Linked DNA regions of Mus musculus: region 2 is linked to region 1. Evidence: chromatin loops called from intact Hi-C (ENCODE). Cell type or tissue: left cerebral cortex. All regions are shown on one strand. Each heading gives the region's core, and the rest is flanking DNA. Links, peaks and the distances in the headings are about the cores only.

Region 1 (2,920 bases), core at 150-2,649:
TTTCTAACAGATGGTCCTTCAAGCTAGGTGATACGTCTGTCTTTTCAAGCACCTGTGTTTTCCAATGCAGATTTATAAAACAATGAAACTTAAGTCATTGACACTCCAATGAGTTGCACTAGATTTTTAAAACCTGATATTATCTCACATAGCAATCCAACAGAATAGAATACTTTTCTGCCACCTTAGCTACAATCACAAATTCCCATCTGACACATAAGAAGAAGCTAGAGGATATCTCGGTCTTTAGGAGCTTCTGCTGGGGAGGTGAAGATGGAAGGCTCCCTGAGGATCCCTGGTTAATCAGCCTGGCTTTCTTGATGTGCACCATTTTGATGAGAAGTCCTGTTCCAAAAAACATTGTGGTCAGCACCTGAAGAATGACAGCTGAAGCTGATGTATAATTTACATGTCCATTCATGTACACACACACACACACACACACACACACACACACACAATCAGAATTTTCTAGGTCCACAGATATTCATGAAATTATACTATTATGACTTTGAGACGTATTAGTTCATCAATATATTTAGCTGCCCTTTTTAGAAAGGCACCATAGTAATATTTAATTATTAATTGCAAAATCTCCTCTGAGATGCTTTCCATGATCTGGGTCTACCAGTTAACCCCCTTTCATGCTCATGTATTGGGAAAAGCAAACCTTTACATCAGAGCCTTCCTGAACTCTGTATGATCCTATCCATCCCGCGTCTCTCCTCAGTTGCATCATTGAGTTGTTGATGCCAAATTTGTCCAAAAACAGCAGCACCACTGGCTTCCTCAGAACTAATACAGTTCACTCTTAAAAAGTTAAATGCAAATTGGGGACGTAACTCATTGATAGAGTACTGTGAGAAAACTCTGCTAAGTAAGACCAAATCTGTCATTGACCAGATAGTTAGCCTTCTGGGGCTGGGCACTGACCAGTTAGCCTTCTGGGGCTGGGCACTGTATGGATGATTCCCTTCATCGGCAGGGTTTCTCCTTCTCCGACCTTGTCTGGGGAGTTCAAAACTTCCCACACCTCTATCTGCAAAATGTCATGTGGCCTTGGTTAAGATTACAGGTTCAACTTCCTTTCTCATAATAAGGAGCTAGAGAAAGTACCCAAGGAGCTAAAACAAGGGGCAACTCTATAGGAAGATCAATGATATGAACTAACCAGTACCCCCCAGAACTGTTTCTAGTTACATATGTAGCAGAAGATGGCCTAGTCGGCCATCAATGGGAGGAGAGGCCCTTGGTCTTGAGAAGATCATATGCCCCAGTACAGGGGAATGTCAGGGCCAGGAAGCGGGAGTGGGTGGGTTGGGGAGCAGGGCGGGGGAGTGTATAGGGGACTTTCAGGATAGCATTTGAAATGTAAATGAAGAAAATATCTAATAATAATAATAAAAAGAACCCGTTATTCTAGTACCTGAGATTCCTGAAATGCTACCACATTCTAAGGAGGCATTTCGGTACTCTAGGCCTTCAACAAATGACCTTCCCTGCCTGGGCTTTCCTAGCCCCTGGTGGTATATAATTCCTGGTTCACCCTGAATAAAGTGTCTGCACCCACATTCACCCTCAATAAAACAATATGAACAAGCAAGGATTGTCTCAGAGGGCTGGTCCATTAAAGACTGCCATGGAGAAAGCCTTCGCCAGAAGGGGCCAAGCCTAAGACTCCTGAAGGTTTTCTCTTTTCCAGGCCCCTCATACTCAGCACTGTTTCCCAATAGGGCTAGATGGGGTTCGTTCTGGGTTCCACCTTGCCCCTCCTGTCTGGTATTGAACTGTCAACCCTGATTTCCTCTGCCCACAGTATACAGGTGGCGTATGGGTATTCAGAAAGGAGACCAGGAACCACAGCTTTCATCCTAGACCCCACTGTTTCCCCTTCCAGTCCAGCATATAGCGGCATCTAATGCCCCCATGGCTATGGACTCCCCATTCTGGACTTTGCCCTGCCTCCTTTATGTGACATGCCAGAGTTGCCTGTGTACCCCTGCCCCCGTGGAAGAGAGGCAGGCCCACAGTACAACAGAATAGTTGCATAGAGTGGGCAAGCCTCTGGGTTTCATCCACAATACCACAAAAAAGATGATGATGATGATGATGGTGGTGGTGGTGGTGGTGGTGGTGGTGGTGGTGTACTATATTGAACTGAAGAAACATAAAACCAAACATCCTAGCATCATATCCTTAAAAGAATCATCCATCCATATCCAGGGTAGTGGCAGTGGAAGAGGTTAACATGGTAACTCTGAAACGGTTAATTCCAAATAGACTCAGAAGCAGCACATACTTCATAATTGCACAATAACTTTAAAGGCAGTTTGCATGCAATTAGATGGATAGGTATAGTTAAGTAGCCATGACTTACCAAGACAGCAACTTAGGTATGAGTTCAGAGTTCCCTGAAGATGTTACTCCAATGTAAAGGACCAAGGTCTATGAGTGCTTAAGTGTTCTGCCTATGTGTATATATCCATGTGTCGCTAGTTCTCAAGTCAAGGGCCAAATGACTCTAACCAAACAATATTTTGATGAGTTAAGTGTAAATGAATTGTAAACATATGGATTAAATTCTCTTTAATACACTTGGATTTAAAAATTAAGAGAAAAATGCTTGGTAAAGCCAACTTTGGCTTTTGGCAAACCCAAGCTTTGGAAAAATTGCTGGAGATGTTCAATAACCCAACTGAGGAAAACACAGCCCACTTCCTCTCTCCCTTTTATAGAATCTGTATTTGTTCACACACATGGTCCCAAGAGAAGGCCACAGAGACATTTTGATTGGAGATGACGCCAGTCACTAAATAAGACTTTCCTCAGAAAATTCCTTGTTTATTCATGAACTTGTCAGGTATTTATGGTGCATAATTAATTAGGAAATCTTCTGATAAATTATCTCTCTTCCTTAGTA
Region 2 (2,920 bases), core at 329-2,828, 890 kb before region 1:
CTTCAGAAGAACAATCAGTGCTCTTAACTGCTGAGCCATCTCTGCAGCCTGAGGGTTTCTAAGTAGACTCTCCCAGCACTGATTTATATAAAACAAATGGTTATCCATTCAGTATTCTCAAAGCATGCTTACACATGAGTGTTTGAAGCATCCATAATATACTTGGGTAACAGAAGATTGTATCCAGGTCCTGATATTTTCTGAAACACACAAGCAGTTGTCAGTGTGCATTTAAACGTTCGGATTCACTGGGTCTGTGAGTCTATTTCAGTGCCATACTAATACCAAGGAAACCCCCTTAAGGTCGAGTAGCAGGCCGGGCAGTGGTGGTGCACGCCTTTAATCCCAGCACTTGGGAGGCAGAGGCAGGTGGATTCCTGAGTTCGAGGCCAGCCTGGTCTACAGAGTGAGTTCCAGGATAGCCAGGGCTATACAGAGAAACCCTGTCCCAAAAAACAAAAAACAAAACAAAAACAAACAAACAAAAAAGCATTCAGTTGTGATCTTGTTATCACAAAATGGCCTCGGAACCTGAACTTCCTCCGAACCAGAACCTCCTCTTCCTTCTTTGTGCCTAAACTATGTATGGAAGGTTTCTATAGGTATTGCTTTGTTTTGTTTCTAAATTAAACTTATTTGTTATTTTCATTTTACAACTCCGTATCATCTCTTCCTCTCCTTCCAGCACCCCCTCACTCAAGTCCCCCCCACCCCCATGCCACCTTCCCCTTCTCTCTTAAGGGGAAACCCCCTTCTGGGTGTTACCCGCCCACTCCTCACTCCCCGTATTCTTTTCTTTCAATGGTGGGACAAACCAGTGGCGCTTGTATCCAAAACTGCCTTGAGGTTATAGCTGGACTCACAGAAGTCAGACCTGGGTTATACCATACCCAGGCTGGGGCAGAAATTCCAAATTTGTACATATTAGACATCTGGGCAAATAATTCTTAGTGGTGGAATGTATAGTATAGTATCCCTGGACTGTCCTTAATGTGGGGCACACAGGCTACACCCCTATAGTGAAACCAAAACTGTCTCCCAACACTGTCAAGCATGCTCTATGGGAAGAGTCGGGGCTTCTGAGAAGTACTGGTCTAGAGTCCACTCAAGACTACAAGTTTAGTCAGCAAGCTGGCAGCATCAGCATCACCTCAGACTCTGGCAGGATGTTGAATAACTCTACTCTCCTTCTTAGAGCCGCTTCCAAAACCCCCAGTTTCTCCAGATTCTCAGATGGTTTGTTTGCCCTCTAGGGTTGGCAGTTCCCAGAGTCTTTTGAGAAAGAATTAGCAGAATGGTTTGTCACTGTGTATCCCATCTGTCACTGTGTATCCCATCCATCTGGAGTTCAGATCTAAGTATGGAACACACACCTTCAGCTTGTTGCCCTGGGGAGAGCAAGGGTTTGGGCATCAGATGGCCCCAGGTCCAAAAGGGTCTTTGCTGAAAGTCTAATTGATTATTTAATCTATGTAATTTTATTCATATATATAGTTTTGGGGTTTTTTTTGGGGGGGACTGTTTGTTTTTTGAGACAGGGTTTCTCTGTGTAGCCCTGGCTGTCCTGGAACTCACTCTGTAGACCAGGCTGGCCTCGAACTCAGAAATCCGTCTGCCTCTGCCTCCCAAGTGCTGGGATTAAAGGCGTGTGCCAGCACTGCCTGGCTATTCATATACTAATAAAAATTTCTACCTAGGTTTCAAAACAGAGAAACCTTATGAGCAGACTACATGAAATCTGCACCCCTTGATTCAAAGTTGCCCAGTCAGTTGTATTGTCTTCCCAAGTGGTAAGAGTGTCCCTGATAGAACTCCTTCTGCCAGCCAGTTCAGAACTTGCCAGCTCAGAACCAAGAAGTACCACTAGAGGGCGGTAGCGACCATCTTTAGGTTTAGGAGAGCCAGTTTGAGGCCACTGAACCCTCAATTGCAAAAATTGTTGAGTATATATAAATGCCATAAAAATTATCTCTACCCAAGTGGAATACGACATATAAATGTTGAAGGTGCTGGCTAGTTTAACTTGACACAATCTAAAATCAGAGAGGAAAGAGCCTTAACTGAGAAAATTCCTCGAAAAGATGGGGCTATGGACAGCTCTGTAGGGTATTTTTAGTTAGTGAACCCATTAAGGGTGTGCCACCCTTGACCTGGAGGTCATGAGTTCTATAAGCTGACTGAGCAAGCCACAAGAGGCAAGCTGGTGAGCAGCACCCCTCAATGGCTTTGACAGCAGCTCCTGCCTCCAGGTTCCAGCCCTGACTTCCTTCAGTGATGAACAGTAATGTGGACATATAAGCCAAAAAATAGCCTTTCCTCCTCAACTTGCTTTTTGTCACTCTATGGTGTTTCACCACAGCAAATAGTAACCCTATGTAAAACAGGGAGAAGCAGAAGAGTAAATAATCTCCTTAGGAAAGCCTGTGGGTTATCAGAGGAACTGAGGAGCAAAGGAAACGAGGGTAAGGGTGAGAGCAGAGACTCTCTGGCTGCTGAAATAAGGACTTTTTCCAAATATGGATGTGATTTTATCCTTATAGGATGCCTTTGCCTAAAGATGAGCAGTTATAAACGTGAATTCTTCCCCAAACGCCTAGCAAGGCGTGTACAACCGCCAGCTGATGAAGCGCTAAAAGAGAATGGAATGTCTCTTGAGTTCGCAGCAGGCGCCGGCCTGTAATCTTTTAGGAAATGCTAAGGCAGGAGTATCTGGAACTTCCAGACTTGGGCTACATAGTGAGCTCTACCTAGGTCAATTGGAACAACTTAGTGAGTCCCTGTCTTAAAAAGAGAGCTGGAATTCAGTAGATCTTTCCTATTCTGTGCTATCACATAGGTCTTCCTTTCTTGTAAAAAACATACAGGAACTGACTATGTAGCTCTGGCTGGGCTGGCCTGGAACTCACTCTATAGCCCAAAC

The links. A loop is a pair of places that touch in the nucleus more often than their neighbours do. Peaks named below come from ENCODE experiments on the same cell type or tissue, not always from the same donor. Only the 100,000 strongest peaks of a DNase experiment are listed, where the experiment ranks them.
Region 2: a loop joins it to region 1, with 6 times the contacts of the local background. A loop is called at or near these places in 7 of 42 quality-filtered maps.

What each region holds. Positions count from the first base shown.
Region 1 is chr1:175,035,904-175,038,823 of GRCm38, reverse strand. No RefSeq gene overlaps it. Among named protein-coding and RNA genes, the nearest start is that of Grem2, 120 kb to the right of the region's middle. In left cerebral cortex, for the core only: no CTCF peak of the experiment used is centred there; no DNase peak of the experiment used is centred there.
Region 2 is chr1:175,922,979-175,925,898 of GRCm38, reverse strand. No RefSeq gene overlaps it. Among named protein-coding and RNA genes, the nearest start is that of Becn2, 4.1 kb to the right of the region's middle. In left cerebral cortex, for the core only: a CTCF peak has its summit at 1,866 (motif pointing right); a DNase peak (open chromatin) is centred at 1,860.